2 separate regions of the Homo sapiens genome follow, and region 1 is linked to region 2. The links are chromatin loops, found by intact Hi-C in ENCODE. Cell type or tissue: CD4-positive, alpha-beta T cell. All regions are shown on one strand. Links, peaks and the distances in the headings refer to the core of each region. The heading gives the core; the rest is flanking DNA. Region 1 has its middle 35 kb from the start of PRSS50. Region 2 has its middle 50 kb from the start of MYL3.

The links. Hi-C counts contacts between places; a loop is a spot of excess contacts. Peaks named below come from ENCODE experiments on the same cell type or tissue, not always from the same donor. Only the 100,000 strongest peaks of a DNase experiment are listed, where the experiment ranks them.
Region 1: a loop joins it to region 2, with 11 times the contacts of the local background. A loop is called at or near these places in 6 of 110 quality-filtered maps.

The regions. Positions count from the first base shown.
Region 1 is chr3:46,744,978-46,760,061 of GRCh38, forward strand. It overlaps the pseudogene PRSS43P. Among named protein-coding and RNA genes, the nearest start is that of PRSS50, 35 kb to the left of the region's middle. In CD4-positive, alpha-beta T cell, for the core only: no CTCF peak of the experiment used is centred there; no DNase peak of the experiment used is centred there; H3K27me3 peaks cover 421 bases.
Region 2 is chr3:46,805,545-46,820,628 of GRCh38, forward strand. It overlaps the pseudogene PRSS44P. Among named protein-coding and RNA genes, the nearest start is that of MYL3, 50 kb to the right of the region's middle. RefSeq lists an enhancer at 5,986-6,610 and a silencer at 7,008-7,087. In CD4-positive, alpha-beta T cell, for the core only: no CTCF peak of the experiment used is centred there; a DNase peak (open chromatin) is centred at 7,077; H3K4me3 peaks cover 951 bases; H3K27me3 peaks cover 190 bases.

The DNA of each region.
Region 1 (15,084 bases), core at 3,858-11,857, 60 kb before region 2:
GGAAAGTGACAGTGACAGAGGTAAAAAGCATCAAGGCAGAGACATGGAGAGAGAGAGATTCTGAGTCACAGGGAGCCTTCAGCCCAGGACCTCAAAACAAAGGCAAGCAGAGAAGGAGCCCCAAGGCAAGCAGAGAAGGAGCCCCAAGGCAAGAAATGCATTTTCTTGCATCTGGGGAAGTTCCTCCGCCACTTCTGAAAAGCTATAATGCTTGCTGCATTTCTTAGATGCAGAAGGCCTGTGTCCCCTACACTGCTAAGAGTCAAGAAAAGCTCCTGACTTCTGTGTCAGAAGTTTTCACATTGAACATTCAAAGTGCCAGCAGGGAGACCCCAGAGGCCCCTCATTCACAGGTCACACACTCAGTTTTCACACAGTTCTATCAGTCAAGTTATATGGTTGTATGAACGTATGAAGAAACACAGATGCACGCATTCTAAATAAAATAGTAGCTCATGTTGTATTTTTAAAAAACAATGCACCATGATGATTAAGGATTGGCCCAGGAGTGCAAGGGTGGTTCCACATTGAAAGAATTCTCAGTGGATTCTCCACATAAAAGGTTCTAACAATCTGAAGACAGAAAGACCATGTGCTTTCCTCCACGGACACAGAAAAAGTCATTTGAAAAATTTAACACATATTTATAACTTACAAAAAAACCCCTCTTACTTAAACTAGAAATAGATGGAAAACCCTTAACTTTACAAAAGTTGGATATACCCCAAACTTACAACAAACATCATACAACACTAAAGAACAGGCAGAAAAGAACCTATCCCACCAGAGACCAGGAATAAGGACACTTTGTGGAAGGAGGGCAGAGGAAATAATTGAGAGAACGCAAGGGGGCTGCTGGGTGCTGGTTTAGCCTTTTTTTTTTTTTTTGGGACAGGGTCTCACTCTGTCACCCAGGCTGCAGTGCAGTGTCACAGCTCACTGCAGCCTTGACCTCCCAGGCTCAAGCGATCCTCTCACCTCAGCCTCCCAAGTCACCAGGACTACAAGCAGTTGCCACCACACCTGGCTAATTTTTAAAAAAATTTTTATAGAGACAGTCTTGCTATGTTGCCAGGGCTGGTCTCAAACTCCTGGGCTCAAGCAATCCTCGCACCTCAGCCTCTCTACATACTTATTCTACTTTTTAACCTGGGTGGTGATAACACAGGTATGCTCACTGTGTGACAATTCCTTCAGCTGGGCCTTCATAATTTGTGCATTTTTTTTGGAATGCATATAATACTTCAATAAAACAATTTCCTTTTAAAAACAATAATGTTTTTTTATCCCAGCACAACCAACTAGAAAATATACTGAAGTAACATACATTTTCAGCAGCGAAAAAATGATAAAAGTTCATAGGAATTAACTTACCTAACACCACATAAGACTCCTGTGGTAATAAATTTAAAACTCTAATAAAGGACACAGAAAATGATCAGCATAAATGGCAAGACAGTCCCTGCTCTTAAAACAACAGCTAAGGCCTGGCGCGATGGCTCACGCCTGTAATCCCAGCACTTTGGGAGGCGCAGGCAAGTGGATCACAAGGTCAGGAGTTTGAGACCAGCCTGGCCAACATAGTGAAACCCCGTCTCTAGTAAAAATACAAAAAAATTAGCTGGGCGTGGTGGCGGGCACCTGTAATCCCAGCTACTCGGGAAGCTGAGGCAGGAGAATTGCTTGAACCCAGGGGCCGGAGGTTGCAGTGAGCCAAGATCACGCCACTGAACTCCAGCCTGGGCAATAGTGCAAGATTCTGTCTCAAAAAAAAAAAAAAAAAAAAAAAAGACCAGCTAAACATTTTAGATGTAATTTTTCCAAAATTAATCTATAAATTCATTTTGTAAGTTAGAATTTTTAAGAAACTTGATAAACTTATTCTGAAACTGAAACAGAAAAACAAAGGTCTATGAATAGTTCAGTCTTTGAAGAAGCACAGCAAAGAAGGGTCATTTGTCCTAGCAGATATTAAGACACATGTGAAAGCCATAATAATAAAAACAATGTGGTACTGTCACAAGGACAGACAATGGAAAGTGACAATGGAAAAGAATAGAGAGCTTGAGATTGTTTCATGTGCTGCACAAACTTGATGTAAAGAAAGGAGCCACCACTATCAGTGGGTAAAAGAAGGACTGTTGAGTACATGGTGTTGGGAAAACTCGCTCACTATAAGAGAAATAAGAAAACCAAAACTGGATTCTTTGCTAATAGCACTTGAAGATCTAAAGGTAAAAGGTAAAACTGTAAAATAAATAAATCATGTGACATGGGGTAGGAAAGGACTCCTTAAAACCTCAAACACAAACCATAAAGCATAAACTGATTAACGTGATTATATCAAAATCGAGAGGTTTTGGCCCGGGAGCAAAGTTAACAGACAGAGGACAGATAGGGAGGAAATATTTGCAATATCTAAAATGAATACAAGACTTTATGCAAGAAACTTTAGGAAACCAACAAGAAAAAAAAAGATAATAGGCAAAGGATAGAGACAAGCAATTTATTAGAAGAGGAAACTCAAGAAGCCAACAACATATTGAGACATGATCAAACTCATCAGTAATGAGAAAAATGAAAATTAAATCAATAAGTGATTTTTCAATCTATTAGATTGGCAAAAAACATAAACGCAGGATCACACTAAGGGTTGGTAGGTCTGTGGCAACCTATACACCTTCATGCACTGCTGAAGTAGGAGTTTAGAGAACTGACCAAATTAGAATATGGATAGTAGATAAAAGTACGGTATGAATGTAAACTTTTGAAGTTGTTAAGCACACTGTAGTTATGGAAGAGAATATTCTCAGAAAATACATACCAAAGTATTTAGCAATAAAGAGCCATGCTGTATGTTACCCTCCACTGATTCTGAAAAAAATTATATATGTATGCGTGTTCCTTGTACTACTTGTATTTTTGCAGTGTTTTGTAAGTTTAAAATTATTTCCAAATTTTAAAAAGTCTTAATGAGGCTGAATTAAAAGGGATAACCGAAAGAGATACAGAGAACATACCATTTATGTAAATTAAAAATACATGCACACAAGACAGCAATATGTATTTTTACAAGAGCACACACAAACAGAAAGATCCCCAAGAAAGATTAAGCGGGTGGAGAAGGGGAATGGGAGTGGAGCTTGGACAGAAGCAAGGATAACTAACTTAATCCATCAGTCATCCATTCTATAATGAATTAGGGTAGAGTTCTGGCAGGACCGATGAGAATAGAGGCCCATAAACTGAAGAACAGGAGTAACCCAACGCTCCATGCCTAAGGTGTAAGGAAAAAGACAGGAAACCCAGAAGAGCTGGGCTCTACTGACACTGCCACAAGGCCCAGGAAGTTCTATCTGCAACTGAATGGCTTAGAGCTCAAAAGGTTCTGTGTGCAAAAGGGTCTGAGATGAGGCCTGGGCTGAATTCCAAGAGGCTCAGCATTCTTATGGGAGGCCAAGATCCTCTTTCCTCTAGACTGTTAGGTCTATATGTTCTGGTAGCTGCAGGCTGTTCTTTAGAAAACAGACCCCTTAGACCAAATGCCTGCTTCCTACAAACCCAGCACCACTGTCTATGTGACTCCCTTCAGACATACCCTCCCAAGAGCTTCAGCTTTTCCTGCAGCAGGGTCTCACCCTACCTACCTGGATTGGTTGTGTCCTCTTTATAACCTGGAGGAGAAAAGAGGGACAGAGATGAAGCAAGCATTCACGACAGGATGACAGCAAAGAGGTGCATTTTTAAATTAGTTCATTCATTCATTCACCAAATAGGTCCTAATCTCCCACTCTGTTCCCAGCCTGGAGCCAGAGGCTGGGGAGACAGAGGTGTGTCAAATAGAGCCTACTCTCAAGGAATACAGTGTCCAGCAGGGTGGACAGAGGTAAATACACAACCACCTGCATGAGATCAGTGCAGGGACAGGGTGGCAGGCTTCAGGGGAGCCCAGAAGAAGTGGTGGACAGAAAAGACCACTTCAGTGGGAGGAGGGCTTACTGTGCCAGGTGTTAAAGATGAGAAGGTAAACAGAAATGAAAAGTGATCATCACATTCCTTGCAGGAGAAACATCGTCGTGTATGCCAGACTGCAGAGGATGAAGGGCAAGACCTGTGATGGCAAGAGATGAGCCAGGGGAGGAGAGTCAGGCATCAGTCATGAAGGCCTCGAAAGCCTGGCCAAGAAGCCAGGGTGAGACCCTCTGGGAAAAGGGAGATCAACAGAGGTATGACTGAGCCAGGCTTGCATAGGCAGCCCAGATATTAGACAGGAAGATGACAAGACTGAGGCACTGAGATCCCACCAGAGGCTCTGCAGAACCAAGGCAAGAAATGAGGAGGTCCGAATGAGGAAGTGGCTGTGAGAACAGACACGGTGAGCTGTCTGGGGGACTTAGGCACATGGGTGGGTCTAGGATCACACCGCAGTTTCTGATTTTGGAGAAAAGTGGCTGCCATCCACTTAGTTAGGAAACAATGAGAGAAGTCAGTTGGCAAGAAGAAGAAGACCTCAGCATTGACCCCAAGGGGTTGAGATGTTCCTAGGTCTTTCAGGTAGAGATGTCCAGGAGGCAGCTGCACATCCAGACATGTTTTATGAGGCACCATCACATAAATGGCAGCTCAAGTGAGTTCACCCAGGGAGCAGTTAAGAGGGGAGGAGCAGGAAAAAGAGAGCAGCTTAGGGGACACCAACACGTCTGGGATGAACAGAGCACGGTGGCATGGGACAGACACAGAGGAGAGGGGGAGTTACCCTTGAGGTAGAGGAGAATCAGGAGACCACAGAAAATGAAAGAGGAGGGGGTGGTACAAAGGTCAGGGATGATCAGGGTGGAGAGAGCCCAGGAAGGAACTAAGGGTTAAGTGGAGAGCGAGGAGGCACTGGCAGGAAGCATGGAGTGAAGACATTTGGGAGGTCTCGCAGTGAAGGGGCAAGAGATGGGGGAGAAAAATCAGCAAAGCAAAAACAAGAGGATACCTATGAGAGAGGATGGTGGAGGGAGTGTCGCACAGGGAGAGCCCACACAGCAGGGCACAGGTGAGCCGCTGGCCCTGCACCAGAAGCAGGCCTCTCTGACTCCTAAAGAAGTAGGTGAGGGTGGTGTTGAGCAGTCCAGTTTGGAGGGGCCCCTGTGGGTTTGGGGATTGGGTTCAGGAAGACAGCACCCAAAGCCTGTGTTTTCTGAGGGAATGATGGGCTGCTAGGGAGGCAAGCTGGGTTGGAATAGAGGATCTGGGAAGAAGGTGAATTTTAGAATATTCCTGTAGTGGATGGGGACCAAGAATTTTCCTGGGCCAAAGAGCATGTCCAAGTGGGGTCTCCAGTGGGGCTCAGCTCCATGAGAAGATCAGAGCGGGGGGTGGAGGGGGAGCCTATGAGAGGCCTGAGGGCGGCTCGGGTGGTAGGGACATTAGCCACGGTGTCCAGACTGGCAGCGAAAGGGGTTCCCGCACCGCTGGTTCAGGGCGCTGTAGGACAGGTGTGCCCTGACGGAGGAGGCCAGAGAGGGCAGGAGTTTAAGATCCTGGAATCGCCCTGGCGAGGTCCTGGGCGCGAGTAGTAGAGGAGAGCTGACCGCGGGGTGCGTGGGCCGCAAAAATCCCCGACCCAGGAGTAGGCAGCCACACCCCGGGCCAGTCCCCCGCCTCCAAGGCCAGGCACGGAGCTGGAGGCGGAGCAGGGCTGGGGCCGGGGAGAGGGAAGGTAGAGCTGCGGAGGAGCGCCCACCTCACCCGAGCTCAGCGGCAGCAGAAAAAGCAGCGGCAGCAGGACGCGGCGGCTCAGGACCGAGGGCCTGGAGGTTCCGGGCCCCACGCCCGGCCATGAGGCTGGAGGGTCGAGGCCATGAGGCTGGGGGCCATCATAAGGCCATGAGGCTGGGGGATCGAGGCTCGACCGTGAGACGGCCATGAGGCTGGGGAGGTGCCACCTGGCGGCTGCGGAGACGGTTCCCGAGAGCCCGGCATGTGCCTGGCGTCTGCACACGTGACCGCACTGTAGCACGTGATGGCGCCGGGAACTCCCGACAGCTCCCCGCAAAACTGGCGCATTTCCCTCACCTCTATCTCCTGCCTGTTCTTGAGGACGACCTGGGAGTCCTGAGTCTGTGATTGCTCCCAGGGTGGCGGGCCCCATGAAAGCACCCCCAAGGGTTTTAAGTTGGTGACAATGCCCAGAGAACCTGGCCGATGAAGGTGCACCGCATCCCTGGACTACTAATGGCATCCTGTTGCCCAGCCTCTGACTACACCCTTGGTTCCCTGGTCCCAGCGCACTGGAGAGTTTCACAATTACTCTTGGTTTGAGAATCTGGAAAGATGGAGAAAGCACAAAAAAAGGAAAAGAACTGTAAGGCTATGGAATCAGAGAAGATGTCTTTGAAAAAGTGATATTTGAGCTGGATCTAAGACTACTGTAAAACAAGGACTCTTGGGGGAGACCAGACAAAGGAAAGACATGTGTCCTCTTCCACAGACAACCAGTAAGATCGTGGCAGCTAAAAGGAATGGTGGCTTGTGCCAGGCCTTGGGCTTCCACAGGGATTTTTTGCAGAAGGATGCTGTCTTTGGATCTGCTAGGCATGGCAGAGATTGGGAAGTGATCAGCTGGACTTGGAGCCACATTCCCTCCCCAGCCTGGCACCTAAGTGGGTCCACATGAATAGAGGTGATGTGTGCCACTTCCATGCCAAGGCAGTCAACAGGAGGTTGCCTTTTCTATTCTTGTTAATGCAGAGCATTGCTTCTCAAAGTGAGGTCTCCAGACCAGCAGTATTAGCATGAGCCAGGAACTTAGAAATGTACATTCTTTAGGTCTTTCAGGTAAATGTACATTCTTGTTAGAAACGTACATTCTTTTAAGGTCTTTCTACCTGAAAGACAGAGAATGTAGGCCCCGTCCCAGACCTACAGGATTGAAAACTCCAGGGGTGGAACCAGGAACCAGCAATCTGTAATTTTGTTTTAAGAGATGAGGTTTCCTCCAGTCCCCCAGGCTGGAGGGCAGTGGCATGATCATATATCTCTGCAGCCTCAAACTCCTGGGCTCAAGACTTCTTCCTGCTCAGCCTCCAGAGTAGCTGGGACTACAGGCACAGGCCACCATGCCCAGCTAATTTTTTTTAAGAGACATGCTACATGCTCCTGGCCTCAAGGGATCCTCCTGCCTCAGTCTCCCAAGTAGCTGGGATTATAGGGATAAGCCACTGTGCAGGCCAGTAATCTGTATTTCACAAGCCTTAGGGGATTCTGATGCAGGTAAAGCATTAACTACAGGACTGAGAGCAAGCCACGAGATGGAGAAAGCTACCTGCTGACCAAGAACGCTGTAATGGGATGTTCTAGGGAAAAAAAGTTAAATTTGTTTTATTAATCTATGAATAAATCAGTGGTTTCTTAAAGCAGGTAGTGCTATATTCATTAAGAGACTGGGTTTGATGTAAGCTCTCAGTCTCTTGGCCTCAGCCTTCCTCAGGCAACAGAAGGGACTGATACAGACTGTCCACTGAAGCCCACCCATACCTGGGGGTTAAACATTCAACCCTAGAAGGGCAAAGGGCAAGAGGCTGGGAGGGGGTTGATCAGTAGCTAGACAGAGAGACTCCAGGACACCAGACTTTGTAATGAGGGGAGAGAACCTATGTATACTACAGTGAATCTCTCTTGCCCTTCTCCCGGTGGGAACGCCTATCTTTGGTAACCAAGTGGGAGGGAGCAGCAAGGAGAAGCAGTAGATGAGGAGGAATGTTTCTCACACCCGAACTTCACTCCTGGGCCTACTTCCAGTGTCTCTTGATCCCCTATCCCTAACTGTAGAGACTGTTAAGCTCAACTACAGAGCTCCCTGCAGAGATGCTGATGGCTATAACAGGCATACAGGGAACAAGACCCATTGGCTCAAATCATCCCTAGAGCTCATGTCTGAGGAAGCAGGGCCTCACCTGTCCTTCTACATTTTAATAAGAACCACAAATAGCTTCCTTAGTTAAATGGGAAGCCAGTTCTCTATAGAGTATGTTATATTCAACCAAACTCGCCAGTGAGCAGAGCTTCAGAAACAGGAGACTCTCCAAACATTTATTCAGTTGATTTATGAAAACTCCACACTTCATAACTGCCTCAACACAACTTGTGGTGTCCCTGAAAGTGGCCACTAGGGCACTGAGGAAGGGGGTGCCAAGAATGGGTTGCTCCAAAAGAACTAGTGTGGCAGAGGCTGTCCACTCACAGATGGATCCACACTGGGCTGCAGGGGAACTTCTCCCAGCCCCAGACAACTGAGCCAGAGTGGAAGTCCCAGGCCTCACACGTCTGCAGGGACCTGGTAACGCCTCCTTCACTCTCTGTGAGCAATCACCCAGCTGGCTGGTTTCACAAAGTCTCAGGTGAGAGCCCTGAAACCAGAACCACATCTAACGCTTGCTTCACCGTTGATGATGTCTCTTCTTTGATAGATGTTCCTCCAGATATTGACGAGTCACCGTGGCCCACCTGGCAGAGCAGCTGGCCCTCTAGACCAGAGCACCAGGCAGGGGCACTTTCCAGGCCCCAGTCTCCCTGCCATGCTCTATTGTACGGATCTCCAGAGGGCCCGTGGATTCCAACTGGGATTTGCGGAAAGGGCATTGAGAAGGAGTGGGAAGTTGGTCAGAGGAGACACCTAAGTGTGAGACTCAGAAACAGCAGAAGAGTGGAATGGGGTCTGATCACGAGGTCACCAGGATGCCCAGGGGCATCACCAGACACAGGACTAGGATGAGGAAGTCTTTGAATTCAAACAGGAAGCTTGTCTCAGGTGATCAATAATCCATTTCTTGTAGAAACTAACTTCTGTGTAAACTCCAGGGTATCCTTTGCGACCGCAGCCAATGCCCCAGCTCACAATCCCCACCTGGACCCATGTGCCATTTAATTCACAGACCAGGGGCCCCCCAGAATCTCCCTGGAAAAAGAAAGACAGTCACTGTAGGAAAGAAATAGGATCCACATCAGAGCAGGCTAATTGCACTGCAATGCGCTACAGAGCTAGGCACTCAGGGGGCTTCCCCAGGAACCCCTAAGACCCTCCTAGCCTTAGGTATCTGTCAATATGAGATCTGAGAATTGACAATTTCCAATAAACCAAAATCATGTACCTACTAAAAAGGCGTGTTCCAAAAAACGGAATATACCTAATGAAATCGTGCCTACTCTGAGACAATAATGAGTCAAGTGCTAACCTGAGTACACTGCCTGTCACACAGAAGGGTCTCAAAACATGGAGCATGTATTGTTGGTGGGACCTGCCTGATTCACCCCTCCTCCCACTCCAGGCTGTGTCAGTTGCTCTCTCCTGAAGGATCAGGTAGGCTGCCCAGGAGAGCCTTGGTGGCTTGTCCTCACATCCCATTACCATGAATAAGGGTAAACAGAGGGGCTAGGAGATAACCCAGGCCCTACTGGCTGGGAATGAGGAAGCTTTGAGGAGACAATTGCAATGCTGAGGCAGCAAGACGCCCATGAACTGACCTGACAGGCATCCTTCCCTTGGTCATTATAGCCACAGACGGTCCCCCTCGTGACCATTTTACTCTTGGATATATTCTTGTTCTTGAGCATCTCACAACATTTCTCATGACGCATAATGTTTAGCTCAGTCTCCTGAAGAACAAGTGGCATTGGTCCTGAAACTGCAAAGACACAATTTACAAGAGAGTGGATCTTCACAAAGGGATAGAACAGGAGCCCCCAGTGCCCACTCTGAGTCCTGATTGGTGTGTTTAACACAACTGCCCAAATTAAAGGAAGTCAGGGCAGTGGACAATGTCACCACTTGACATAGAAGGAAACTCGAGCTTAATGTTGACATGGAGAAAGGAAAGGACAAGAAGCAAAATCAAGACAGTAAAAGGAAAAACAGATCAGGAGAGGGAGAGGCAAGGCCTTGTCAGCCTGAAAAATGGCAACCAAGTATCTGTCACTCTGAGTATCAGCAGAAATGACAGGCTGTCCTGTGCATCAGTAAAGCATCTTTACTTTCTAGAGCAGGATCACAGACTCTTAGACAGGTAGTGCCTCTCCCTAAGGATAGGAGTCCCCACAGCCTCACTGGCAGGGTTGCTCTGGCTTGGCCTACACTGCTAGGGTGAAGAAGTTCAACCCATCAAGGCAGGTCCTTCTAGTGGGGGTTGGCTCCTATTGGCAGACAGCTCATCACCCTGAGCTGAAATTTACCCTGAAGAGAACCCACTACACTTGGCCCCCAAGCCCCAAGGTCCCAATATGACGACAGAAATTCATAACATAGTTGTTAAATTACTTCCTGGCAGCATCTTCTCCACCCTCCTCCCTCACCCACCTGCTAGAAAATGGCCTCCCTGCCTCTCCCAATAGCTTGCAGGCCAAGCCCAGCCCACCAGACTGTCCCACCTCAGCATCCTGCCTGTCTCACCACTCTCTGACACTTGGCCCCATCCAGTCACCCAGCACTCTGTCCCAGCTTCCACTTCAAAAAGCTTTTCGGGGAGGCACGCAGGCTGGATATGTGAGGAATAATTCACAGAGTAGGCGAGCAGAGCAAGGGCAATGTCGCTTGTCAAAGTGGCAAAATCAAAATTGCTAGGAAAAATGATGTCTCAAACTGGGATCACCAGTGCCTCTTTGGAACCAGCATGCAAGTCAGGGTCTCCCAGCTTCACCTTGTATTCCAAATTACTGTTGAGAGAAAAGATGGCCTTCACAGAGATCCTGGGGGGACGTCTATGCTCCCCTTCCACACCTTCCAGGTGCTTCCAAGCCTGGTCCCATCTTCCTATGCCAGCCAGCAGCCACCTCCCTCCCTCCCAACCACATCCCCTCAGGACCCCTGACCACTTTAGCCAGTGGTCCCCAGATCGGCGGCGGCGGCAACACCCGGAAACTTGTTAGAAATGCAAATACTCAGGTCTCACCCAGACTGGATAAAAACTATGGGGCTGTCACCCCCTTTTACAGATGAGGAAGAGGAAGCTCAGGGAAGGGGACAGACTGGCTCCAGGTCCCACAGCCTGATCAGGGCCCAAGCTCTGAGCCCCAAACACTCACCTAAAGACACAGTGGGCGGCAGTGAGCACCCAGCGCCTGTCGATGAGGGAGCCTCCGCAGTGGTGTATGTTGCTGGTCTGCAGGCTCACCTGCCAGGGCCACTTCTTGTTTGGGGCTGGCAATCCTCCAATCATCCTTGAAACACGGTGGCCACAGGCTGGTGGGCTCAGTAAAGAGAGGGGACTGGAAGTGAAGCCACTACCTTCCCACCACCCCACCAGGCTGCCCAGGGCGGAGGCGGGTTATCTATCCTCTCTCTCAAATCATCTAGGTCAGGGTCTGACCCTCAACCTCCCTGAGCCAGGCTGTGTCCCCTTTGACCTACCCCGCAGGCCAGGACAGATCTAGCACCAGAAACAATACCCTGAGAAAACTGCCTTCCAAGGTCAGAGATTCCGTCGGATTCCAAGGCTTCTCCCACTGTAGATGCTGAAGTAACCCAGGATCCTGGAGGCCCTGCGGTCGCTGGAGACCCTGGAGCTACAGAAGTTTCTGGAATTTTGGGGAATTTCGGGTGCACAGGAGACGTCCGGGCTTCTGGGCTTGCCGGGGTCATTCTGGAATCCTCCTCGGGTCGGTATGGCTCACCTGGTGAAGACGGGGACCCGCGGCGAACAGGAGCTGGCCTGGCGGCGCCTCCTCCGCGTCTGCCTGTTCCCACAGCGCCCCCACTGCCACCCCACACCCAACGTGGGTGCAGCCCAGCCCCGCCCTGTCCACTCCCAGCCTCACTGAGCAGGGGTTGAAGGAACTGAAGCCAGATCAGGAGGTGGAGGCTCAGGCGTGTGCCTCCACGGCCCCTGCGGAGGCCGTCCTGGGACGCCATGGGCACCGTCAGCACGCCTCGTGGTGCCCCCTCGCGGCGGCTCCGCCCTGGTCGTGGTGTTGGCGGGACCCCAGTGTGCCGGCGGAGACCTGAGGCGGCTCTCGCGAGCCCCGGTCACTCAGCAAAAACTAATCCGGGTAGTGCTGTGAAGGAAGTGGCTTTCAATATGTAATTCGTCCTGTGAACCTTAAGATAGAGATTTTCCTGGATTATCCAGTTGAGTGTAATTTTTTTTTTCTATGGAGTTTCACTCTTTCGCCCAGGCTGGAGTGCAGTGGCATGATCTCAGCTCACTGCAGCCTCCACCTCCCAGGTTCAAGCAATTCACCTGCCTCAGCCTCCCAAGTAGCTGGGATCCCAAGCGCGGGCCACCACGAGCGGCTAATTTTTATATTTTTAGTAGAGACGGGGTTTCACCATGTTGCCCAGGCTGGTCTCAAACTCCTGACCTCACGTGATCCTCCCGCCTCGGCCTCCCAAAGTGCTGGGACTATAGGGGTGAGCCACCGCACCCGGCCCAAGTTGAGTGTAATCTAATCACTGGATACCCTTCAAAGCAGCAAAAAATACAGTCTACCCAGTGGAAGGTTTCAAGCAAAACAGAAAGAGCCTGCTTTCCTGCAGCCTGGGGTTCCAGCTACTCCGAAGGCTGCGGCTGAAGGATCACTGCAGCCCCGGGGTTTGCGTACAGCCTGGACAACATATTGAAATGCCATCTCTTTAAAACAAAACAAAACAGAACAAAGTATGATAAATAGAAAACACAAAACAAGATGGCTCTAATCAATCCTAATACAATAGCAATTGTGTTACATGTAAATGTGTTGGAAAAAAACAAACAAAACAAATACTTTACAATTAGAGAAAAAAGATATCATCCAGAAATATACTATATGGAGAGACAAATTTAAAACAAAAAGATACAGATAAATTGAAAAAGGGGGATAGAAAAAGAAATCCCAAGCAAATCTGAAACACAAAGTAAGTAGTATAGCAATTTTCTTCTTAGATCATAGTATTTAAGGCAAGATCATGATAAAGGGACAAAAAGGAATCTTATTATATAAAGTATAAATAAGAAATGACCAAGAAGATGCAGAAAAAAGCCTATAATACTCAAAGAAACAGGTGACCAATTAATGGGAGACTGGAGTTTTTGATATGTTACCCTTAAGAAACTGCTGGATTACACAGACAAAATTAAGCAAAGATAAAGAAGATTTGACTATTAATAATCTTCACCTTAGCTATATAATAAATTTTACAACTACCAACAGAGAACACTTGCTCAATGACCACTAAGGGAACATTCAGAAACGATGCCACAGAGAACAACAAACTCCAGGGAATGATTGGTATATAGATTCTGTTCTTGAGTCACAAGTCAATAATATTAAAATCAATTTTTAACATATCAAAAAATCCCATCTTTCTGAAACAAAAACAAAACCCTTCTAAGTGGTTCTTCTATAAAAAGAAAATCATGAGGGAAATAATGAACATTTAGAGGTGACTGCCAATGAAAACACTACATATCAAAGCATATGTGATGCAGATAGACCAGTCCCAGAAAGTAATTTACAGCTTTGACAAGATCAGAAAAGAAAGACTGATAGCAAATGAGATAAACATCCAACTCAGAAAGTGAAAAGGATCAATGGAGTAAACTCAAAGAAAGAATTTGCGACGAAGGAGAAAATAATGGAAAAAGGAGGCAGAAATCAATAAAGTAGCCAGGCACAATGTCTCAGGCCTGTAATCCCAACACTTTGGGAGGCTGAGGTCGGAGAATTGCTTGAGCCCAGGAGTTCAAGACTATCCTGGCAACATAGTAAGACCCTGTCTCTACTAGAAATAAAAAAACCAGCAGGTGTGGTGGCGTGCACCTATAGTCCCAGCTACTTGGGAGGATGAGACAGGAGAATCGTTTGTGCCCAGGAGTTCAAGGATACAGTGAGCTATGATCAGGCTGCTGCACTTCAGCCTGGGTGATAGAGTGACACCCTCTCTCTTAAAAAAAAGGAAATCAATAAAATAGAGAAAAAATTGTGGAGAGAATTAGCACCATCAGAATTTTGTTATTTGAAAAGCCTAATAAATTAAACAACATTCTAGTAAGATTAAAATAAAAGAAAAAAAGCAAATACAGAATGAAAAAGGGAAAGCAACTTAAAGAGATATTTTTAAATTACCTATGATAGATATTTTTAATTATAAAGGAATATTGGCTGGGCACTGTGGCTCATGCCTGTAATCCCAACACTTTGGGCAGCTGAGGCAGGATTGCTTGAGCCCAGGAGTTTGAGACCAGCCTAGGCAACATAGTGAGACCCTGTCTCTGAATCAAATAAAATAAATTAGCTGAGGATAGTAGTGCATGCCTGTAGTCCTAGCTACTCAGGAGGCTGAGGCAAGAGGATCACTTGAGCCTAGGAGGTTGAGGTTATAGTAAGGTATGATTGTACCACTGCACTCCAGCCTGGGTAACAGAGCAAGACCCGGAAAAAAAAAAAAAGAAGAAAAGAAAAGAAAAAGAAAAGAGAGAGAGAAAGAAAGAAAAGAAAGAGAAAGAAAGAAAGACAGAAAAAGAAAGAAAGAAAGAAAGAAAGAAAGAAAGTAAGTTATTAAATGCTGACTTCTCCTTCTAGCCGTGGAATATAAAAAGACTGACCTTCCCACCTGAAACAACCAAAAATGGACAAACATCTGAAACAATAGTTTTTAAGATACTGGACACCCACCAAAAAAAATAGAATCCCTAATAGATGGGAAACAAATGGTGTAAGCCCTGTGACTGCCTCAGGTTTATGACTTGAGAGAATTTCCAGGCCACAGTACAGAGAAGGAGAACGTAGGCAGAATCCAGCAGGCTCCTGGATGTGAGCAGGTATTGCTGAGAGGCCAGGAACATGGAAGCGGCTGTGCTGATAAAATACTGCAGAGGAGAGTGGCACAAAGAAAGAACACAAAGATCTGCAGAGGCTCCCTGCTGTAGTTTGGATGTTTGTCCCCTCCACATCTCATGTTGAAATTTGATCCCCAGTGTTGGAAGTGGGGCCTAATGGTATGTGTCAGGGTCATAGGGGTGGATCTCTCATGAATAGATTAATACCCTTCCTGGAAGAGGAGGAGTGAGTGAGTTCTCACTATATTAGTTGCCAAGAGAGCCGGTTGTTAAAAAGAGCCTGGCACAT
Region 2 (15,084 bases), core at 3,090-11,089:
CCGCCTTGGCTTCTCAAAGTGCTGGGATTACAGGCGTGAGCCACCGCACCTGGCCCCAGGGCCCTTTTAAACAGCAAAATCACCAACAACAAGCACAAAAATGTTTTTTTAAAAGTGACAGTTAAGAGATGACAAAAAAGATACTTGTTTACAGTAAGAGAGATGAAAGCAGACAAAATAGCACATTGTACAGCCTCAGCTAGGAACTTAGGCATCAGAAAACTCAAATTTTTCCATGCCCTGGGCATGTCCAAAAATCACTCTGAGTACTGATTTGGGGGTTAAAATAAATTTCAGCAAGTAGGTGAATTTGCAAGTACGAATGCTTGAACAATGAGAATTGACCATAATACAATGTGTTGTTTTAGGCCACTGAGTTTGGGGTGATTGTTACACAGCAATAGAATCCTGAAACACACAAAGACATCTTTTGCCAGGCAGGGTAACTTAGATTGGGTTCCCTGAACATAGGCTCTGAGAGAGAATTCTGTCCAACGGTTTGTTGAGGAGTGCTCATAGGAGAAGCTGCTCACAGAAGGCAGTTGCAACTGACATCTCAGCTGATCCTACAAGAGGCCTTTCCAAGTTGTCCCAAATTGAGGGAAGAAGACTGGGCCTTTATATCTCTGCATAGCAATTATTTGCTATGGGATACCCCTGTGAAGAGACTTAATCTTGAGGGAATCAGTTCCCTGAGGCTGAGTGCCCATTTTGTGAGGGGTGCAGCTGTGAATCAGTATCTTCAGAAGCTGAGGGATGGCTGTGATTTCTCTGCAATGGGATCTAGCAGGAACACCACATGTCAGAACACAGGGTGCCTCTTCTGATTGGTTCTGAGTCCTGTTGACATGATAGCTTCCTTGCTATCTGGTATGACAAGAAATTTCAGGCTTATTTTATATATTTCCTGTTTCATACCTGTAAATTTTTCAAGCCATTTCTCCAAGAAGCCCTGGTTTCTTTTGGTGGCAAACAGTATTTCTTGTTGTTGTTGTTGTTGTTGTTGTTGTTGTTGTTGTTGTTGTTGTTTGGGGGGGGATGGAATTTTGTTCTTGTGGCCCAGGCTGGAGTGCAATGGAGCGGTCTCGGCTCACTACAACCTCTGCCTCCCAGGTTCAAGCGATTCTCATGCCTCAGCCTCCCAAGTAGCTGGAATTACAGGCACCTTCCACCACGCCTGGCTAATTTTTTTGTATTTTTAGTAGAGACGGGGTTTCACCATGTTGGCCAGGTTGGTCTCAAACTCCTGACCTCAGGTGATCCACCCACCTCAGCTTCCCAAAGTGCTGGGATTACAGGCATGAGCCACCGTGCCTAGCCGGCAAATGGTATTTCAAGACCACTAAAAATGCTTATTGCGCCCTATGTCACTTGCCCCTTATGACTAGAAACCCATAGGGAATTTTGTTGTTTGTTTTTATTTCCTTTTTGTTCAAGTCTGGCATTTTTAGTAAAACTGATTGCCTGCCAGTCAACAACTCCTCTCCCTGTGTCATCTATCTCTTTCAGGTTCTACCTAGCCACCAAGCTCCTTACCTAGGAGTCCTCCTAATGACCACCTCTATCCCCCAACTGCCATCTACATCTTATCTGTGGATGAAGGCCAGTGCCTCATTCATAAAAGATAATTCAAAATTTTTGTTGGAAAGAGTAAAATCGACTAACGTTTACTTGGCACTTGATGTTTTGTTCCCTGGGGGGCCATGCCCATCTTTTCTGGTAGCCAGAGGCTATTCCTCAGTAGCCAAGATGCTTGAATGGAATTTCTATTCTCCTATAACAAGAAACATGCTCTAATATTGGCAGACCAAAGGGCACCCCATCCAGAACCATAAACTTCCTGGAGCCTGGGACTTTCCCCACTGCAGGGGCTGTAACCCTTGCCTACCCAGTTGTGTTTTTTCCCCCCTTCACGAAGGCAACCTGGAAAGCAAAAGGAGGACAAAGCAATGAGGTGAAAGGGCAGAGAGAGAAAAAAGTAAGGCAATAGAGGATATATGAGCACCTAATTATCTATATATGAGCATCTAATTATCTATTATCACTCACTCACTCACCAAATAGTTCCTAAACTCCTGCTCTGTTCCACACCTGGAGGTGGAGGATGGAAGATAAGGAAAGATTAGACAGAGTCCCATGGCCATGAGGAACAAAATGTCAACCAGTGGAAACAGAGAAATTAACAGGCACAGAGACTGCAGAGTCCAGGGAGCCCAGAAGAAGGCACATTACATTACACAGCCCAGCAGAGTCCACAGGAGTGGTCTGTGGAAAGGGGGAATGCTTTTACTGGGGCTGAACTGATGAGGAAGAAGAAAGAAGGAAATGAGAAGCCATACTGGCATTCCCCGCAGATGGAACATGGAAAAGGGTCAGTCAGTCTGTTCTGAAAGAAAGCTGCAAGTAACAGAAATATGTGGCAAGTCTTGGGCATCCAACTTTTCTTCATGGGCATTTCTGTAGGTCATGACCTAGGACTTGCTGGGTTTAGCTGTAACCATGTAGAGTTTGAAAAGCAGAGTGTTTTCGCTCACTGAGCCCCAGCTCCCTCAGGCAGCAGGTTTTTTTTTTCTCTCTCTCTCTCTCCCCCTCCCCTCTTTCTCTCTCTCCTGCATGCACACACAAACACACACACACATACACATACAAAGAGAGAATGAGCTCTTCCTTCCCACCCTCCTCCCTGTGGGTACTCAGCTCTCTGGGCTCAAGGACCAGCCCATAGTCCATTTTGTCTCCTCAAGGCACACTTGTTATAGAGCAGCAAGGAGAAGCAGGAAGGTGTCTGAGTGTGCTACACCCCAGTCTCTGTCCCTCTTGATGCCCCACTCCTGATGCAGGGTTTGTTAAACTCAAGTACCACACTCCCAGCTACAGAGATGCTGATGGAAAAAAAAAAAAAAACAGGCAGCAGGACCCACTGGGTAAAGCCACCTGTCAGACTTAAATGAAGGCAGACAAGCTCCTCATCCCTGGCTCTGCCAGAGTTTAATAAAAACCATGAATATCTTCCTAATAAATGGGAAGCCAATTCTTTACAGAGTATGTTATATACAACCTCACACCCCAGTGAGCAGAGCTTCAGAAACACAGGAGACTCCCCAAATATTTATTTAGTTGATTTCCGAAAACTCCACACCCCATAACAGACTCAATACAATTTGTAGTGTCCCTGAAAGTGGCCACCAGGGCACTGAGGAAAGAGGTGCAAGAATGGGTTGCCCCAAGAGAGCTGGTGTGGCAGAGGCTGTCCACTCACAGATGGATCCACACTGGGCTGCAGGGGAACTTCTCCCAGCCCCAGACTACTGAGCCAGAGTGGAAGTCCCAGGCCTCACACGTCTGCAGGGACCTGGTAACGCCTCCTTCTCTCTCTGTGAGCAATCACCCAGCTGGCTGGTTTCACAAAGTCTCAGGTGAGAGCCCTGAAACCAGAACCACGTCTAACGCTTCCTTCACCATTGATGATGTCTCTTCTTTGATAGATGTTCCTCCAGATATTGATGAGTCACCGTGGCCCACTTGGCAGGGAGGCTGGCCCTCTAGCTGGAATCGGTTCACTCCCTCCTTCCCACCAGCCAGAGCACAGCCCTGGTGCAGGCATGGCTGAGGCAAGTGACCAGAGCACCAGGCAGGGGCACTTTCCAGGCCCCAGTCTCCCTGCCATGCTCTATTGTACGGATCTCCAGAGGGCCCGTGGATTCCAACTGGCATTTGTGGAAAGGGCATTGAGAAGGAGTGGGAAGTTGGTCAGAGGAGACACCTAAGTGTGAGACTCAGAAACAGCAGAAGAGTGGAATGGGGTCTGATCACAGGGTCACCAGGATGCCCAGGGGCATCACCAGACACAGGACTAGGATGAGGAAGTCTTTGAATTCAAACAGGAAGCTTGTCTCAGGTGATCAATAATCCATTTCTTGTAGAAACTAACTTCTGTGTAAACTCCAGGGTATCCTTTGCGACCGCAGCCAATGCCCCAGCTCACAATCCCCACCTGGACCCATGTGCCATTTAATTCACAGACCAGGGGCCCCCCAGAATCTCCCTGGAAAAAGAAAGACAGTCACTGTAGGAAAGAAATAGGATCCACATCAGAGCAGGCTAATTGCACTGCAATGCGCTACAGAGCTAAGCACTAAGGGGGCTTCCCCAGGAACCCCTAAGACCCTCCTAGCCTTAGGTATCTGTCAATATGAGATCTGAGAATTGACAATTTCCAATAAACCAAAATCATGTACCTACTAAAAAGGCGTGTTCCAAAAAACGGAATATACCTAATGAAATTGTGCCTACTCTGAGACAATAATGAGTCAAGTGCTAACCTGAGTACACTGCCTGTCACACAGAAGGGTCCCAAAACATGGAGCATGTATTGTTGGTGGGACCTGCCTGATTCACCCCTCCTCCCACTCCAGGCTGTGTCAGCTGCTCTCTTTTGAAGGATCAGGTAGGCTGCCCAGGAGAGCCTTGGTGGCTTGTCCTCACGTCCCATTACCATGAATAAGGGTAAACGGAGGGGCTAGGAGATAACCCAGTCCCTACTGGTTGGGGATGAGGAAGCTTTGAGGAGACAACTGCAATGCTGAGGCAGCAAGAGGCCCATGAGCTGACCTGACAGGCATCCTTCCCTTGGTCATTATAGCCACAGATGGTCCCTTTCTTGACCATTTCACTCCTCATTCTTATCTTTTCCTTGAGCACCTCATTACATTTATCATGAAGAATAATGCTTAGCTCAGCCTCCTGAGGCTCAGTTACTATCTTTTCTGATGAATCTACAGAGAGACAATTTACAACTGAGTGGGTGTGTATAAGTGGGACAGGACAGGAGAACCCCATACCCACTCTGGGTCTCAATACCATGTGTTCACACACAGACACGCTCTTAGGCATTGGATATTGTCCCATTTGACAAAGGAAGATATGAGGCCCAATGTTGACATGGGGAGATAAGGACATAAGATCCAAACCAAAACAGGGGAAATAAGAACAGACAGGAAAGGGAAGGCAAGGCGTTACCACCCTGAGAAACCAAAACCAAGCATCTGTCACTTTGAATAGTAGTACTAATAGTGACACAGTATCCTGTACATCAGTAAAGCATCTATACTTTCTAGAGCAGGATCACAGACTGTCAGACAGGTAATGCCCCAAAGGTACCAAATCCAGCCTCTCCCCAAGGATAGGAGGCCCTACACCTCTCTGAAAGGTCTCTGGCCTCTTCTCACACACAGGAAGCTTCCTATCTACCAAGGCAGGTACTTCCAGGGAGGGACAGCTTAAAAGGGCAGACAGCTAGCTCATCGCCCCCAGAGGTAAAATCCACCCTAGAGAGAACCCTCCATGCCTGGCACCCAAATCCCCAGGTCCTGACAAACCAAAAGAATTTCATAGACCAGTTGTTAAAATTATTCCCAGGCAGCATCTACTGCACCCTCCTCCCTGACTTACTAAAAAAATCTGCCTCTCTGTCCCTCCCTTTAGCTTGTAGATCAACCCCAGGGCACCGAGCAACATTTTCCCTGGTCTGGGGCTGCTGTAGTCTTGCTTCATAGTCTCACCTGTTTCATTTACTTTGCCCCATCCGGTCACCCAGCAGTTCGTACCAGCTTGCACCATGAAAGCCTGTTCAGGGAGGCACACAAGCTGGATGTGCGTGGAGTAATTCACAGGGAAGTCAAGCAGGGCAAGGGCAATGTCATTTTCAATTATTCCAGGAGACGTAAAATATCGGTGGATAACGACGTCACGAACTGGGACCACAAGTGCTGTTTTGGAGCGATGATGCACATTTGTGTCTCCCAGCTTCACTGTGTATTCCAGATGGCTGCAGGAAGATCCTCCAGGGTCTACACTCTGCTTCCACACCTTCGAGGTGCTTCCCGCCTGGTACCATCTTCCTATGCCAGCCAGCAGCTACCTCCCTCTCTCCAAGCCACATCCCTCCAGGACCCCTGACCACTTTAGCCAGTAGTCCCCAGATCAGCGGCGGAGGCAACACCCAGAAACTTGTTAGAAATGCAAATCCTCAGGTCTCACCCAGACTGGATAAAAACTATGGGGCTGTCACCCCCTTTTACAGATGAGGAAGAGGAAGTTCAGGGAGGGGGACAGACTGGCTCCAGGTCCCACAGCCTGATCAGGGCCCAAGCTCTGAGCCCCAAACCCTCACCCAGAGATGCAGTGAGCGGCAGTGAGTACCCAGTGTCTGGCGATAAGGGAGCCTCCGCAGATGTGTCTGTTGCTGGTCTGCAGGCTCACCTGCCAGGGCCACTTCCTGTCTGGAGCCGGCAATCCTCCAGTTATCCTTGAAGTCCGCTGGCCACAGGCTGGGGCAGGTCAATGAAAGGAAGGGACTAAGAGTAACGCTGCTGCAGCACCTTCACCAGAGCCAAATGCGCCTCGGAACCCTCAAAGCAAGGCCTGCATCCCCTGAGGCTCTTCGGAAAATGGCTGTGTCCTCCCAGGTCTCAGGGAGCCGCCCCGCCCCTGGACAGATCGTGTCCCCTGAGCCCCTCCTCCTCTAGGGCAGGTCCCCTCCCCCTCAAACCAGGCCAGTTCTCTGCGGCTGGGCATGGCCCAGAAGCGTCACCTGACGTTTAATGCTACTGTCCCTTTGGTCCATGTTGATGATAGTGTGTGTGGGATTGCCAGAGCCTGGTAAGAATCAGACTCACCTGAGGGAAGTAACACCGAAGCGGGGCGCACTGCGTTCCCCCTGGACTGGGGGGCCGCTGGGGATCCTGGAGCCCCTACAGGTGGCGGCTCCCATCCGCTCGCTCCGGGGTCCTGGCCGCCTGGCCCTGAGGGGAGCGCGGAGGGGAAGAGCAGTGCTACGCCTCCCTGCGCACCCACCCTGCCTGCCCGGGCCTCTTCGAGCCATGGCTGAAGAAGCAAGAACCAGGCCAGGAGCCCCAGGGAGCTGCCGCTCTGGGACGCCATGGATACTGCCGGCGACCTCAGCCTCCGTCGTGGCGCCGCCTCGCAGCGGTTTCCACGCCGGCCATGGGTTCTGGCGGCAACTTGGAGCGCCCGGGAGGGACGAGGGGGCGGGGCGGGGCCACCAGGCCGTCCGAGGGGCGGGGCCTGGGCGGGGTCGCGCCGTGCAGTCCTGACTCAGATGAGTCCTCTCTCTCTTCGCAGCTCTCCGTGGACTCAGGGCCCTCCACCTCATCGGGAGCCTCCCAGGCACTCAGCGTCTCCTGGCCTAGGGCCCTCGCCTCAGAGTGGCAGCTGTCTAGCCCTTTGTTCACACAAAAATGCGACCACTACTCTACGGCAGAGCTTCCTCCAGCCAGGGCTTTAGAGTCTCCTTCCCTTACTTGTTTGCAATAAAAATTAAAACTCTTTAACGTGCATGTTGCACTTAACATTACTAACCACTGCGTTAGAGACGATACTGCTACCTTTTTGAAAATCAACACCCACATTAGAGACGACACTGCTACCTTTTTGGAAATCAACACCCACGTGAGAAAAGGGGCATTGAGACTCTAAAGCAGTAGACAATCCCCAGATACCATCTGTAGAGTTGGAACTGCATTATTTTAAAGTTTTATATGCATATATTTTAGGGCTGTAGACTTACTTTCCTATTTTGTGTTCCAAGGCTTATTCTTGAGCACAAAATGATAATCATTACATTTATACATCACCTTTTTTACTTTTCCAAGCCCTTTTACAGCTCTTGGCATTTTCCTCACCCAGGCCTGTGAGGTAACTGGGATTGCACCTTTTATACCAGAAACCTGAGGCAGATGAAATTTATTTCCATCTAGGACTAGAAAAACTGGTACAGCAGCTGCAATTGGAGTCACCACTTGGTTAAACTTATGATAATCCACTGTCATTCTCCTAGATCCATCTGCCTTCTGCACAGGCCGAATGGGAGAGTTGAACAGGGATGTGGTGGGAATCACCACCCCTGCATCTTCAAGTCCTTGATGGTGGCACTGATCTCTGTAATCCCTCCCGGGATGCAATATTATTTTTGATTTACTATTTTTCTACATAGAGGCAGCTCTAAGGGCTTCTATTTGGCCTTTCCCACCATAATAGCCCTCACCCTACCAGTCAGGGAGCCAATGTGGGAGTTCTGCCAGCTGCTAAGTATGTATATGCCAATTATGCATTCTGGCACTGGGGAAATGACCACAGGACGAGTCCAGGGACCCACTGGACCGAGGTCAGACCTGAGCTAAAACTCTATTAATTACCTGACCTCCATAAGTCCCTACTTTAACTGGAAGACCACAGTGACATTTTGGGTACCCTGGAATCAATGTCAGCTCAGAACCAGTGTCCAGTAGTCCCCAAAATATCTGACCATTTCCCTTTCCCCAGTGCACAGTTACCCTGGTAAAAGGCCATAGGTCTCCTTGGGGAAGGATGGGAGAAATATTAACAGCATAAGTTGTCGGTAGTGTAATGGGGTCCTTCCTCAAGGGGACCCAGCCTCCCCTTCATTCAAGAGGTTCTAGGTCTGTAAACTGGCTCAAGTTTGGAAATTGACTGAGGAGCCGTGATTCTCTATGTTTATAATTCAAATTAGTCTGTTGTCCATCCGATCTAGAAGTTTTCTGCTTATATAAATTAAGTAGGAATGCAGTGGGCTTCCTATCAATTTCATTTCTAGAAACACCTTGATTAATTACCCAATGCCAGAGCTCTACACGAGTCAGACTATTCTGATTGCTGCTTTGCCTCTGCTGCCCATTACAGTAGCTATGCCCACCTTGCCTTTGATGGTTGAGTGCCACCACTTGGCCCCTGCCACCTTGGGATCCAATTATTCCCAATGTATTTAAATTTTGTAGTTTAGTGACTGCAGTTCCCACTGTTAGATCTGAAATACAGAGAAGAACAATTACAGGACCCTTCAAAGATGCAGGTACTGCCCTCACAAACCTATTTCACAAGGCAGTGATCAAGGGTATATCTTCTGGACCCTCTCAGCTGGGATGAGTAGATCTAAAGTGACTAATCCACTCCACCATCTCAATCTCCCTAAGCCTTTGGATGCCTTCTTCTATATTAAACCAAGGGAGATCAGGCATTTCCAGCTCCCTCACAGTGGGCCATCTTTTAATGCGTATTTCAGCTAACCAAGCAAATAAACTATTAGAACCTTATTTTAACTCACTGAGCTGCAACATTAAATGCAGAGTCCCTACTTAGTGGGCCTGAAGCAATAAATTCAGCCTGACCCAACTCTATGTTCCTTCCACCATTATCCCATACCCTTAATATCCATTCCCATGCCTATTCTCCAGATTTCTACTTATACAAATGAGAAAACTCAAGTAGTTATTTTCAAGTGTAGTGCACCTTCTCATGGGTCACACTCTCAACCTCACCTCTAAGGGCCCACCAGTACTTTAGTCTAGTTACAGGTCTAGAAGCAAATGGGGGTGTTGGGGGTGGCTCCAGAGGAGAATCAACATTACATTGTCTGGCAACTGCCTCAGAAGAGGCCATCACTTTTGCCTCAGGCAGCACAGGGTTTATCTCCTTAGACAAAGGTAGAAAGGCTGATGGCAGCATGGGTCAGGGAGGGGATGTTGTCACTACTGGGGATGGGAAAGCTTTTCTTCTAGCCAAAAAGGTTCAGCAGAGTTTACAAATTCAGTGTCCCCAGCTTCATCAGGGTCCTCTCACAAGTCCCCATTCCAAGTTGCAGGGTCCCATTCTTTTCCAATCAATGCCCTCACTTTAGCAGTACACACCTCAGGTGGCTGTGCGTGCATCTTTTGTTGCAGGTCAGCCACTCGCATGATAAGCGCTTATGTCTGTTTTTCCACAATTTCAGCTCTTTCTCTACAGGAGATAAGACTCTCACTCAGGGCAATCTTGGCAGATTTGAGGCTCAGTATCTGCTTCTGAAACTGGGTGTTAGAATCCCTGAGTTCATCATTTTCTTTCATCACTTTGTCCACTGAACTTAAGAGCAAACAACCAGCTTCATTACGTTCCTTGGCTCTCCACATATGGTCAAAGGTATTATGTATAGAGTCACTAAAGTCCTTGCCTTTCATGAGCGGTGAATCAGGAGTGTCAAATGCATTTATTTTGCATAACTCTCTAAACAGTTCATGCTGAGGACTATCATGTTCTCCATACTATTAGTAGAGTCCTGCTGGGCATGGTAGCTCACGCTTGTAATCCCAGCACTTTGGGAGGCCAAGGCGGGCGGATCACGAGGTCGGAGTTCAAAACCAGCCTGACCAAGATGGTGAAACCCCGTTTCTACTAAAAATATTTTAAAAATTAGCCGGGTGTGGTGGCCCGTGCCTGTAATCCCAGCTACTCCGGAGGCTGGGGCAGGAGAATCGCTTGAACTCGGGAGGCGGAGGTTGCAGTGAGCCGAGATCGCACCACTGCACTCCAGCCTGCGCAACAGGGTGAGACGCCATCTCAAAAAAAAAAAAAAAAAAAAATTTAGAAGTAGAGTCCGCATTTTTGGGACTAATCATATTAAGCAGCCAACTCCAGAAACCCCAAAACCAATGAAAGAACTCCATCCTTAATATTCTGTTCCTTTAGAACCACTCCTGGTATCAAAATCTGTATTAGTCAGGGTTCTATAGACAGGAGACATATATATACATACATACATATATATATGAGAGTTTGTTAAGTATTAACTCACACGATCACAAGGTCCCACAATAGGCCATCTGCAAGCTGAGGAGCAAGAAAAGCCAGTCCAAGTCCTAAAACTGAAGAACTTGGAGTCTGATGTTCGAGGGCAGGAAGCATCCAGCACAAGAGAAAGATGTGGGCTGGGAGGCTAGGCCAGACTAGTCTTTTCATGTTTTCTGCCTGCTTTATATTATAGCTGTCCTGGCAGCTGATTAAATGGTGCCCACCCAGATTAAGGGTGAGTCTGCCTTTCCCAGCCCACTGACTCAAATGTTAATCTCCTTTGGCAACACCCTCACAGACACACCCAGGATCAATACTTTACATCCTTCAGTCCAATGAAGTTGACACTCAGTATCAACCGTCACAATCCCCCATTCATGAGTGGCCCTAAAAGACAGTGGTGAGGGGAAATCCTGTATGTAGAGCTTCACACAGTACACCTGGTCATCAGCTTGTTGTAAAGGGAGAAGTGGCCTGAGTAAGAATACATATGGACCCTCAAGCAGTGATGAATGGCTTGTCTGGTTGGTTGGGCCTTAGAGCAAAATTCAAACATCTGGGGAAGAAGCACATGGCTAGACCTATAGGAGTGGATATAATATGTGTGGCTTTTTAAAATCTCATACCAATGCCCACCAATGGGTATCCGCTGAAGAGGAAGTACTCAACAACCAAGTGGATAGGATGACTCCTCCAGTAGAGGTCAGCTAGCTCCTGTCCTTGTCAACCTCTGCACTACACACTGTGCTCAGGAAAAGAGTATAATTGTGTTGGCAGGATTGGAGGCTATTCATTCACCCAATAAAACAGCACCAGTTTCCTCTGAACAAAGGTGATCTAGCTACTACTGCTCTGAATGTCTAATCTGTCAGCATCAGAAAGCAATGCCAAGCCTTTGATGTGCTACATTCCTGAAGGAAACCAACTAGATATTTGGTAGGAAGATGATTATATCAACCCCCTTCTACCCTGGAGGGCCAATATCTCATCCTTACTGGGGTTCATACATATTATAAAAAAATACATATATGTATATCTTATAAATAATCTTTGTAAAAATTACTAATTTATTAAGTATTGATCTTTTAATGCACATGCATTTAATTATTTTGTGTGATGAAATGGCAAGTATGCATAAAGCACTGCTGCTGTACACAGAAGTATGATGCTGACTCAAGAAAACACATGTGCAGTTGTTTGAGTTGTGAACTGAACTAGCTGGTTTTATCATGGGACATCATTTTTACTTTCAAAGAATGAATCGCAATAGAACTATTGTTATTTTGACCTAAGTATTTGGCAGGCTTTTTCTCAAAAATAAACTAAGTTAGAATCTGTGACTTTAAGAAAAATGACTGAAAGTATTTGTTGCCAATATTAAAATTTGAGCTTTCAAGTGAAAATTTGAATTTTGGAAAATGTGTATGTGCTACCATGAACACAACAGCTTTCCAATAATTAAAGACTTTTCTGATGACACTGGTGGTGATATGAGTGAAGGCAATTCTTTTTTGATATTGTACAGTACTGTATAATGAAATGTGTCAACTTTTGGAAAATCTGCATAACTAAGTAAACCAATATTTTCCAATGATTTTACAAAGTTATGCATGGGTGAAAGGCCCATTCACAGTGAAGGGCCAACTGATTTTAACGTAATGAGTACAAAAGTTCAGTTTTATATTCTACATTACAAAAATCTACCACTTGTCAAGTTCTGGCAGAGTGTAAACAGTAATTTGAAAAGGCACAATTACTTGAAAAGGCTATTAAACTAGCCCTTCACTTCCAACTGTGTATCTGTATGAGGCTAGGTTTTCTTCATAAACTTCAATCAAAACAATAAACAATGCAGAAGAGACATTAAGCCTGACATTAAGGAAATTTGAAAAACTAAAAAGTAATACCATTCTTTTCACTAATTTTTTTCTTCTGGGAAATATAGTTTTTTCATAAAAGTCCGTCATTCATGTTTACATGTATGAGTTTATTTTTATTCTTAAATAAATAATAAAATAATTTTTTAATTTCTGTTTTAATTTCTAAAGCAGTAAACATTGGTAGATATATAACACATCAACCAGATTCTAGGATTCTCAATAATTTTTGAGAGTGTAAGGTGATCATGAGACCAAAATGTTTGAGAGCTTCTCTATTTGTTATCCATTTACTGTTTCATTGATTTTCATTTCAGTCTTTATTTCCTTCCTCTTTTTCATTTGAGAATAATTTTCTTTTTCTAGCTTCCTAAAGTGGAAGTTTGGATAATGAACTTAAAATCTTTCTTCTTTTTTCATAGGCATTTGAAGTCATAAATTTATATCTTAAGCATTGCTTTAGCTACATCCCACAAAATTCGATATTTTATGTTTTCATTATAACTCAGTTCAAAATATTTTCTAATTTCCCTTGTGATTTATCTTTGATACATAGGTTATTTGGAAGAGTATTCTTTAATTTTCACATATTTGGGGATTTTTCAAGATATCTATTTGTTACTTTTTTATTCCATTCTCATCAGAAAACATACTATTAATGATTTCAGTCATTTCACATTTATTAAGACATGTTTTATGGCTCAGGACATGATCTTTCTTGAGAAATATTACGTGTGCACTTGAAAAGAATCTGTTCTGCAGTTGTTAGATGAAGTATTCTATACATGTCAACGAAGTCAAATTGTTTAATAGTGCTACTCAAGTCTTCAACATCCTTACTGATTTTTTGGTCTACTTGTTCTATCTATTATTAAGAGAGGAGTGTTGAAATCCCCTATTATAATTATAGATTTGTCTATTTTTCTTTGCAGTTCTGTCCATTTTTGCTTTATTGCTTTTGTTGAAACTCTGTAATTAGGATTATTAAGTGTTCTTGGTGAATTACACATTTTATCATTATGAAATGTCCCTCTTTGTGTATGGCTATCTTCCTTTCCCTGACGTCTACTTTTCTAATATTAATATAGCCTTACATCTTTCTCATTATTAGTATTTGCATAGTATATCATTTTTCTTCCTCTTACTTTTAATCTAATTATGCCTTATATTTAAAGCGCATTTCCTGCCAGGCACAGTGGCTAACACCTGTAAATCCAACTTGAGGAGGCCAAGGCAAGAGGAGCACTTGAGCCCAGGAGTTCAAGACCATCCTGGACCACATGGTACAATCTCATCACTACAAAAATTTAAAAATTAGCCAGGTGTGGTGGCACTTGCCCGTGGTCTCCGGTACTCAGGAGGCTGAGGTGAGAAGATCACTTGAGCCTAAGAGGTTGAGGCTGCAGTGAGCCATAATTGCACCACTGCACTCCAGCCTGGGCAACAGAAAGATTCTGTCTCAAAAAAAAATTAAAAAAAGGGCATTTCCTGTAGACAGCATATTGTTGGGTCTTTCTTTTTCCATCTAAAAATGTGTCTTTTAAATGGATTACTCAGCTTCTTTACACTTAATGTAATTATTTATGTGGTTGAGTTTAAGTTTACCATCTTGCTATTTCTTCTCTATTCCATTTGTTCTCTATCCCATCTTTTCTCTTTTCCTGCCAAATCTTGGATTAACTCTTTGTTTGTTTGTTTGTTTGTTTGTTTTAATTCATTTAGTATCCTAAACTGCCTTATTATATATATATATTTTTTTTTATTTTTTAGTGGTTGCTTGAGTGTTTTCAGTATGTCTTTAAATTATTACAGCTTACCTTCAAATATTGATATGACTTGGCTCTGTGTCCCCACCCAAATCTCATCTTGTAGCTCCCATAATTCCCACGTGTTGTGGGAGAGACCCGATGGGAGATGATTGAATCATATGGTGGGTCTTTCCTGTGCTGTTCTCGTGATAGTGAATGGGTCTCATGAGATCCGATGGTTTTTAAAAATTGGAGTTTCTCTGCACAAACTCTCTCTTTGCCTTCTGCCATCCATGTAAGATATGAATTGCTCCTCCTTGCCTTCTGCCATGATTGTGAGGCTTCCCCAGCCACATGGAACTGTAAGTCCAATTAAACCTCTTTCTTTTGTAAATTGCCCAATCTCAGGTAAGTCTTTATCAGCAGCATGAAAACGGGCTAAACAATATTATACCACTTCGCATTTGATGTAATTTTCTAAAGAATTTTTTTTTTTTTTTTGAGACGGAGTCTTGCTCTGTCGCCCAGGCTGGAGTGCAGTGGCACAATCTCGGCTCACTGCAAGCTCCGCCTCCCGGGTTCACGCCATTCTCCTGCCTCAGCCTACCGAGTAGCTGGGACTACAGGCGCCCGCCACTACGCCCAGCTAATTTTTTGTATTTTTAGTAGAGACAGGGTTTCACCGTGGTCTCGATCTCCTGACCTCGTGATCCACCCACTTTGGCCTCCCAAAGTGCTGGGATTACAGGTGTGAGCCACCACGCCCGGCCTAAAGAATTTTTTAAACAAATTAGATGGGCATGGTGGTGTGTGCC